3 separate regions of the Homo sapiens genome follow, and all the other regions are linked to region 2. A link is a loop called in an ENCODE intact Hi-C map of the cell type or tissue named here. Cell type or tissue: HCT116. All regions are shown on one strand. Region 1 has its middle 7.2 kb from the start of TMEM275. Region 2 has its middle 7.1 kb from the start of LINC01398. Region 3 overlaps KNCN (kinocilin).

What was found. A loop is a pair of places that touch in the nucleus more often than their neighbours do. Peaks named below come from ENCODE experiments on the same cell type or tissue, not always from the same donor. Only the 100,000 strongest peaks of a DNase experiment are listed, where the experiment ranks them.
Region 1: a loop joins it to region 2, with 6 times the contacts of the local background. A loop is called at or near these places in 92 of 110 quality-filtered maps.
Region 3: a loop joins it to region 2, with 8 times the contacts of the local background. A loop is called at or near these places in 18 of 110 quality-filtered maps.

What each region holds. Positions count from the first base shown.
Region 1 is chr1:46,527,068-46,529,567 of GRCh38, forward strand. No RefSeq gene overlaps it. Among named protein-coding and RNA genes, the nearest start is that of TMEM275, 7.2 kb to the right of the region's middle. In HCT116, a CTCF peak has its summit at 1,139 (motif pointing left); a DNase peak (open chromatin) is centred at 1,114.
Region 2 is chr1:46,441,310-46,443,809 of GRCh38, forward strand. It overlaps the pseudogene FAAHP1. Among named protein-coding and RNA genes, the nearest start is that of LINC01398, 7.1 kb to the right of the region's middle. RefSeq lists enhancers at 919-1,048, 1,569-1,808. In HCT116, a CTCF peak has its summit at 1,462 (motif pointing right); a DNase peak (open chromatin) is centred at 1,192; H3K4me3 peaks cover 1,285 bases; H3K27ac peaks cover 1,125 bases.
Region 3 is chr1:46,546,971-46,549,470 of GRCh38, forward strand. KNCN (kinocilin) reads right to left here. Exons shown (of 4, transcript NM_001322255.2): 3 at 2,223-2,297; 4 at 1-839. The coding sequence ends at 760. All of the region lies in intron 3 of MKNK1-AS1 (MKNK1 antisense RNA 1), which reads left to right. Among named protein-coding and RNA genes, the nearest start is that of KNCN, 3.4 kb to the right of the region's middle. RefSeq lists enhancers at 362-862, 863-1,363. In HCT116, a CTCF peak has its summit at 1,213 (motif pointing left); a DNase peak (open chromatin) is centred at 1,231; H3K4me3 peaks cover 362 bases.

The DNA of each region.
Region 1 (2,500 bases), 86 kb after region 2:
GGGCATGGGGCCTTCAGTCTGGCCTGGTTCCACCCCTTGCATGGAATGTCCCTCCTTATTTTCCTGGAAAGCTAGCAAGGGGTGGAGCACAGACCGTGGAGCAGAAGGGAGTCCGAAGTGCAGATGAAGAGGCTGCCAGTCGGGAGGCTCCCCAGATGGACAGGCAGGCAGAAGAGGCCCCGCCCCCACGGCTGTGGGGATACCTTGAGAAGGTACCCAGCTGCCCTTCTTCCCTCATGTCCTGGGCAACCTAGAACCAGCCTTTCTCTGCCTGGCCTCTTAGGGGTCCAAGGCCGAGGAGTTTCTGGACCATTTGGAGACCCAGAATTCCTTCTCTCCCCAACAAAAGTGTTTCCAGGAATTACTTCCTTCTGAGACTAAAGCTTGGCCTGACACAAGAGCCTCTTCTGGAAGGTCCTTAACTCATTGGGGTGTTGGAAGGCAAGTCTTAGGGATCAAGGCCAGTTTGTGACCATGATAAAAGCTCAGTTGTTGTCCAGGGTCAGGATTCAATGCATATGGATCAGGGTCAGAGTTCAGGTTGGCACCAGATTCAGGGTCAGGCTCAGTGATCAGAGTGAGAGTTCAGTGTATGGACCAGGGTCAGCGCTATCTGTTCCCAGGGTCAGGGCTCAGTCTATGGCCTGAATAAGGGCTAATGTGTGTCCATGATCAGTCTGCATGCAAGTCAGGTTCACTATATGGTAATTGTCAGGGTTTAGTTTATGGACTGGGGTCAGAGCTCAGTCTGGGATCAAGGTCAGTGTTTGATGAATGGACAGGCAGGGTCAGAGCTCAGAGTGTGACTAGGGTCAAGTTCAGTCTATGATTAAGGTCAGGACACAGTATGGACTGGGGTGAGGTTTCAGTCTAACATCAAGGTCAGGGTTTAGTCTATAAGCAGTCTCAGGACTTATCTGTGACCTTGATAAAGGCTAAGTTTCTGTCCAGGATCCAGGCTCTCTCTGTAATAAGGTCAGGTTCCAGGGTTGGATGAGTCACTTAGTAAATCTGAGTGACCTAACTCCCCCTCTTCCCCCATTTCTTAGGGCCTTGGACCTCAGAAGAGGAAAAGGCAAAATTGTGCAGTCTGGTTGGGCTGAGTGGTGTCTATCTCCTGCCATGTGCCCGGGGTGCCCTCTGGTGGCAGTCCCCAACAGTGCCGATTTCCTCAGGCTTGGTCCCTCCATCTGGCCATCTCCTGCTTTGGGGAGCCTGGCCCTCAGGCTGGTCCTTTGGCGCTGATCTAGTCAACCCTTCCTTCCCGTGCCATCCCACCTCCCCACAGAGAAATAGAAAACTGTGCAATTGGTTAGGGGAACTCTCAGACATATGAAATCTTCTCCCTTCCTGCCCAGAGTTAGGCATCTTGACAAACCCGTATTACTCGGGACCTGGAATCTCAGCTGTGCGATGAGATCCACACCTTTTCCTTCCTCCTTCAGTCCACAGGTGCTTATTGAGCACCTACCTTGTGCCAGGTGGGCACCGAAGGTACAGCTGTGAACAAGTCAGAATCTGGCCTCTTCGTGCTCACATTCCACTTCTCCCTAATCCCCCACTCCTAGTCCACAGTTCTCATCAGAAGGCTCCTGGCATCACAGAAGGCTGAGTGGGATTCAGAAGTCAGCAGCATGGGCTCCCTGCTCCCCCTGGAGTCTGCAGTTAGACTATTCTATCTTCCGGGTTCTCTGTCTTCCTGTCTCCTTGGAGTTTCACCACCACCCACATGCCGACAGCTTCTACGTCTCCATCCCAGCGCCTCCTCTTCCAGAACTCAGAGCTGTGGCTCCAGTTTCTGTGGGACAGTCCCTCTGGGCTAACAGGTCTTTTGCCTTACCAGGATGTCCCTTTTTTCCCAAATCCAGATCCTCCACCATACACCCTGGTGCTCAAACCAAAATTTTAGAACTTCCTCAGGATTCTTCTCTTTCATGCCCCCAAAACTCCCCCAAGAGGTGCAGAATCTGTCTACTCCAAGCAACCACCCTAGTCCCAGTGCCCATATGTCTCACTGCTGTGACCTCCTAGCCTGCCCCTCCTAGCCTTGCTTTCCCTCTTGCCCCTCGCCACTCTGTTACTTCCACACAGCAGGTGGAGCAGTCTTTACCATCATAAATCAGATCATGTCACTTCCCTGCTTAAAACCCTCCAGTGGGTCCCATCTCACCAAGAATCAAATCCCAACTCCTCACCCGGGCTTACTAAGCCCTCCATGAGCTAAGCAATACCCCCTCCCCGCCTCTCCAGCTTCATCTTCCATCTGTGTCTCAACAGCCTTTCTTTCTTGTTCTGACACACAGAGGCCAGTTCATTCTCACCTTAGGGCTTGGCACTGGCTGTTTCCTGAGCTTGAAATGTTCCTGCTCTAGACCTTTGCATGGCTGACTCACCATTCAGAGCCCAGCTTAAATGCCACCTCTTCAGAGAAAAACCCCCAACCATCCGACAAGTGCCTCTATCTATCACAACATCCTATTGTAATTTTCTGTGTAGTGCT
Region 2 (2,500 bases):
ATATTTCTTAAATTGAGATAAAAGTCAGATAACACAAACTTACCATTTTAAAGTGTACAATTAAGTGGTTTTTAATATTTCAAAATGTCGTGCAACCACCACCATTATCTAATGTCTGAACATTTCTGTTACCCTGAAAGGAAAACTTGTACCTGTTAGCAATTTCCATTCACTTTAAAAATGAACTTTATGGAAGTATAATTTACATGCAATAAAATTCACCGATTTTAAGTATAATTTGATGAATTTTGACAAATGTATACTGTTGTATAACCACCACTATAATCAGAAATACAGAACAGAATATATTTTTAGATTTTACAGATACATGTTCCATCACCCCCAAATTTCCCTCATGTCTCTGCAGTTCACTCTATCCCTAACCCCAGTAACCACTGATCTGCTTTCTGTCACCATAGTTTTGCCTTTTCTAGAATTTCATACAAATGGAATCAAAGGGTATGAAGCTTTTGTGTTTGGCTTCTTCCACCTAGCACATCCATTTACTGTTTTTTTTTTTTTTTTTTTTTTTTTTTTTTTTTTTTTGAGACAGAGTCTTGCTCTGTCACCCAGGCTGGAGCGCAGTGGCATGATCTCAGCTCACTGCAACCTCCTCTGCCTCCTGATTTCAAGCAATTCTCCTGCCTCAGCCTCCCAAGTAGCTGGAATTACAGGTGTGTGCCACCACGTCCAGCTAATCTTTGCATTTTTAGTAGAGACGGGGTTGCGCCATGTTGGCTAGGCTGGTCTCAAACTCCTAACCTCAGGTGATCCACCCACCTCAGCCTCCCAAAGTCCTGGCATTACAGGCGTGAGCCACTGTGCCCAGCCCATCCATTTACTCTTAACATGCCCTCTGCTGCCCTACTTCAAAAGGGGTCTTCAGCCCAGCCTGTCCAAAACATGGGCTCAGGACAGGGTAATATCTGGGCCATCCCTGGGTCCCATGCACAGGTACTGGTCTCAAAGGTGCTACCCAAGGCAGGATAAAACTCAGTTCCAAACCTGAGCCTGGACTCCTCTCCCCTGACCTTAAGAACATGTCCTCCTGGGTCCCCCGACTGTGGCCAGCCAAAGGCTCATCCCACGCCTGACTCTCCCTGCACACATGTGGCTGCTGCAGAAGAGCTGTCCTTTCAACTCCAGGTGGCGCTGTACACCCTTACTATCTTGAAGTCCGGTACACAGGAGGGCGTGGGCTGAATCCTCTGCCATCCACTAGCTGTGTAGCCTTAGAAAAGGCTAATCCTGCCCCTAATCCTGCCACCTCGATTTCCTCACTTGTACACAGTCAATAGTAATCCACACCTCACAGAGTGGAGAGGATTCAAGGGATCAGCAATGTGATGAGGCCAGCACAGTGCCTGGCACTGAGTGAGGCTTCTGCAATGCAGATTCCGTCCTTCCCTCCACCCTGGGGAGAGCATGAGGCCATTGTCAAGATGACCCCTGACACAAATTGGCTAGTCCGAGCCCAGAGCGCTGAAGTTCCCAGAAGGACCGGGAGGGGGCGCCCACCCACATTCTTCCCCACCTGAGTCTGCGCTGACGATTTCCTGGGCTTATCTGGATCTTCCTGCAGAAAGTCAGTCTTATGTGACCCTGTACAACCTCCTGGACTTTCCCGCGGGCGTGGTGCCTGTCACTATCGTGACACTACAGGACGAGGAGGAACTGGCCTTCTACAAGGGGTGCTACGGAGATAGTTCTGACAAAAATTTCTCAGAGGTCAGTTTCCTTCTCCGAGCCTCTCCCGGAGCGGGGACAAACCAGGGCTGGTTCTCTCCGGGTTGGGGCCCCTGACGGTAGTGGTGGAGAGAGTAGGGCGGGACTGGTCATTCCTGGTGTTCACCCTTTGGCACTTATGCTAGTTTCACCCCAACCCTGAGGACACATCATTTGACCTCCTTGTCAGCCCCATCCATGTCAGGGGAGAAAACTTTGCAAAACCAGTGGTTTTCTTTGTATTTCTTCTGCCTCCTCCTCCTCCCCCTCCCCCTCCCCCTCTTCCTCCTTCTCCTCCTCCTCTTCCTCCTCCTCCTCCTTCTCCCCCTCCTTCTTCTTTTTCTTCTTCTCCTCCTCCTCCTCCTCCTCCTCCTCCTTCTCCCCCTCCTTCTCCTTCTCCTTCTTCCTCCTTTTCCTTCTCCTTCTCCTTCTCCTTCTTCCTCCTTTTCCTTCTCCTTCTCCTTCTTTTTTGAGACAGAGTCTTGCTCTATCGCCCAGGCTGGAGTGCAGTGGCACGATCTCGGCTCACTGCAACCTCTGCCTCCTGGGTTCAAGTGATTCTCCTGCCTCAGCCTCCCAAGTAGCTGGGATTACAGGCACCTGCCACCACGCCCGGCTAATTTTTTTTTTTTTTTTTGAGATGGAATCTCACTCTTTTGCCCAGGCTGATGTGCAGTGGTGCAATCTCAGCTCACTGCAACCTCCACATCCTGAGTTTGAGCCATCCTCCTGCCTCTCAGCCTCCCAAGTAGCTGGGACTACAGGCATGCACCAC
Region 3 (2,500 bases), 110 kb after region 2:
TGTGTTTTGCTTGTTCAGGGAGCAGTGAGAAGATGGGAGGAAGAGAGAAGTCAGATCACAAAAAGCCTTGAGTGGTGGAGTTAAGACACCAAGGGTCTCAGGCCTGGGCTCAGCTGAGAAGTTGCCTCCTCTGACCCCCAGGCGAAGTTGTTTGTACCTGTCCCTTTGTGAGCCCCCCAAATTCCCCCATCTGATTCACTGCTGCTCAGAGCCTGTCCCTGAGGAACTGCCAGGAGTTTTGATATTTGGAAAAGAATCTTGTCTAGCCCCTCTATTGGGCTAGTGAGCTCTAGAGCCCCTGGGCTAGACCGTGGGGGTGGAGGGTCCCTGTCTGTGGTTCTTGTGGGCCTGTGGTTCACTTCTGTAGCCGGGTTAGAGCAAGGGACTGGGGCATCCTGGTCATAGTCAGGGCCTTGGACCCCAAATTCCAGAGAAACAAATCAGTAGATTGAACAGGCAACAAAGCTGAGCTGCAGTCCAGAAAGAAAGGCCAGGGCAGGAGCCTGAAACATGGGAACCCTGTGGGGGCGTCCGGCGACACCTTGCTCCAGGTCCCAGCCCACACCAGTGGAATCCATTTTGGAGAGGCTTGGCCGGGCGAGTGCAAAAGGCCCCATTCCAGACACTGTTCCCAGCCGCTCTGGGGTCTGCAGGGCCTGGCTTGTCTCCGGTCCGGGTCTCCTAACCCAGGAGGGCACTGACATAGGGGCAGCAGGCAGGATGGGAGGGCAGGGCATGGGCAGCCGCTCAGACTTTGCCTCAGCATTCCTCAGCCCCCCGGGTCCCCGGCTTCAGCTTCTCCAGGGTCCTGCTCACGGTGGACAGGCTGCTGCGGGCTCCTGGGGGAGAGAACAGGGACGAGGACTGCCTCCGTAGACAGGTCCCCATGGAGTTGTCAGGGTCAGAGGAACTCAGAGGGACCCAAGGCCGGGGTGCCTGGTTGACCCCAGGGCAGAGCTGGGATAGAATGGGGAGAGGGGAGCATCCCAGGGGACAGTTTCAGCCCAGTTTAAAGAGGTACCTCCAGTCAGGATGGCTTTCAAGAGGGCAGCAGCATAGGCCGGGGGTAGAGGCGGGACCCCGGAGCCCACTGCCTGGTTTGAGCTTTGACTGCCGCACTTCCTGGCTGTGTGGTCTTGGGCATGTCACTAAATCTCCCTGTGCCTCGGTTGCCCCTTATGTAAAATGAAACTAATGATAGTGCTGCCCTCATGTGGTTGTTGTGAGACTTAAAAGAGCGAATAATAGATGAACAGGGCTGGGAACAGTGTCTGGAATGGGGCCTTTCACTGAGTATTAGGCATCCAACCCCTGGTGGCAGAGACTGGGCTGGGACCATCTTTGAGAAACTCCTGCCCTGGAACTTTCCAGGTGTGGGGTGGAAGAACAAGGAGATGCCCAGTTTGGGGTATGAACTTTAAACTGGGGTGGTTAAAGCTAGTACCCAAAGCTGGTACCCATGGCCTCTTTAAACTGGGCTGAAACTGTCCCCTGGCATGTCCCCCCCTCCCCATTCTATCCCAGCTCTGCCCTGGGCACTGGGAACCCCAGCTTGGGTCCCTTTGAGTTCCTCTGACCCTGGGAGAGATGGGAGAGGGGAGTGGGAAAATAAACTGAGGTATAGGACCTGGGGGAGGGGAAAGGGAGGGAGGGGAAGGGGCAGGGAGGTGCCCTCATTCCAGTGTCCACGCTGGGCAAGACAGAAGCCCTCAGAGTAAGCAAGAGGAGATCAGTTCAGCTTGGAGCAGCAAGGGTCTGACTGTGCACCTGGGGAAAGTGCCAGCAGTACCGTCTCCCCGCACTGGGGAGGCCCCTTCGGCATGCCGCTCAAGGCTCCCGGGCCCCATGGAGCTGCTCAGTCAGGGAGGGGAGATGAAAGATGGATTCAGGCTGGGCACGGTGGCTCACGCCTATAATCCCAGCACTTTGGGAGGCCGAGGCGGGTGGATCACCTGAGGTTGGGAGTTCGAGACCAGCCTGACCAACATGGAGAAACCCCGTCTCTACTAAAAATACAAAAATTAGCCAGGCGTGGTGGCACATGTCTGTAATCCCAGCTGCTCGGGAGGCTGAGGCAGGAGAATTGCTTGAAACCGGGAGGTGGAGGTTGCAGTGAGCCGAGATCATGCCATTGCACTCCAGCCTGGGCAACACGAGCAAAACTCTGTCTCAAAAAAAAAAAAGAAAAAAGAAGGATGGACTCGGGAATTTCTGGAACTTACCTTCCTTGTTGCCATTGGTGCTGGATCTTCCTTCCCCGTGGTCTGCCCCTGGATGGGGATGGATTCTTAGGCTCCCTGCAGGATGAGACCACCCCAAGCCCCCTGATTACTGAGCCATTCCCCAAATCAAGCCTAGGTTGGGAAGGGAAGTCCTTCTTGCTATCTAGTCTCCATCCCTGATGCTGTCTTTGCTCCACTGCATTCCTTTAGGTCTCACATGATCTGGGCTGATTTGGGCAGGAGAAAAAGAACTGGGCCCTTGAAGGAGAAAATGGCAG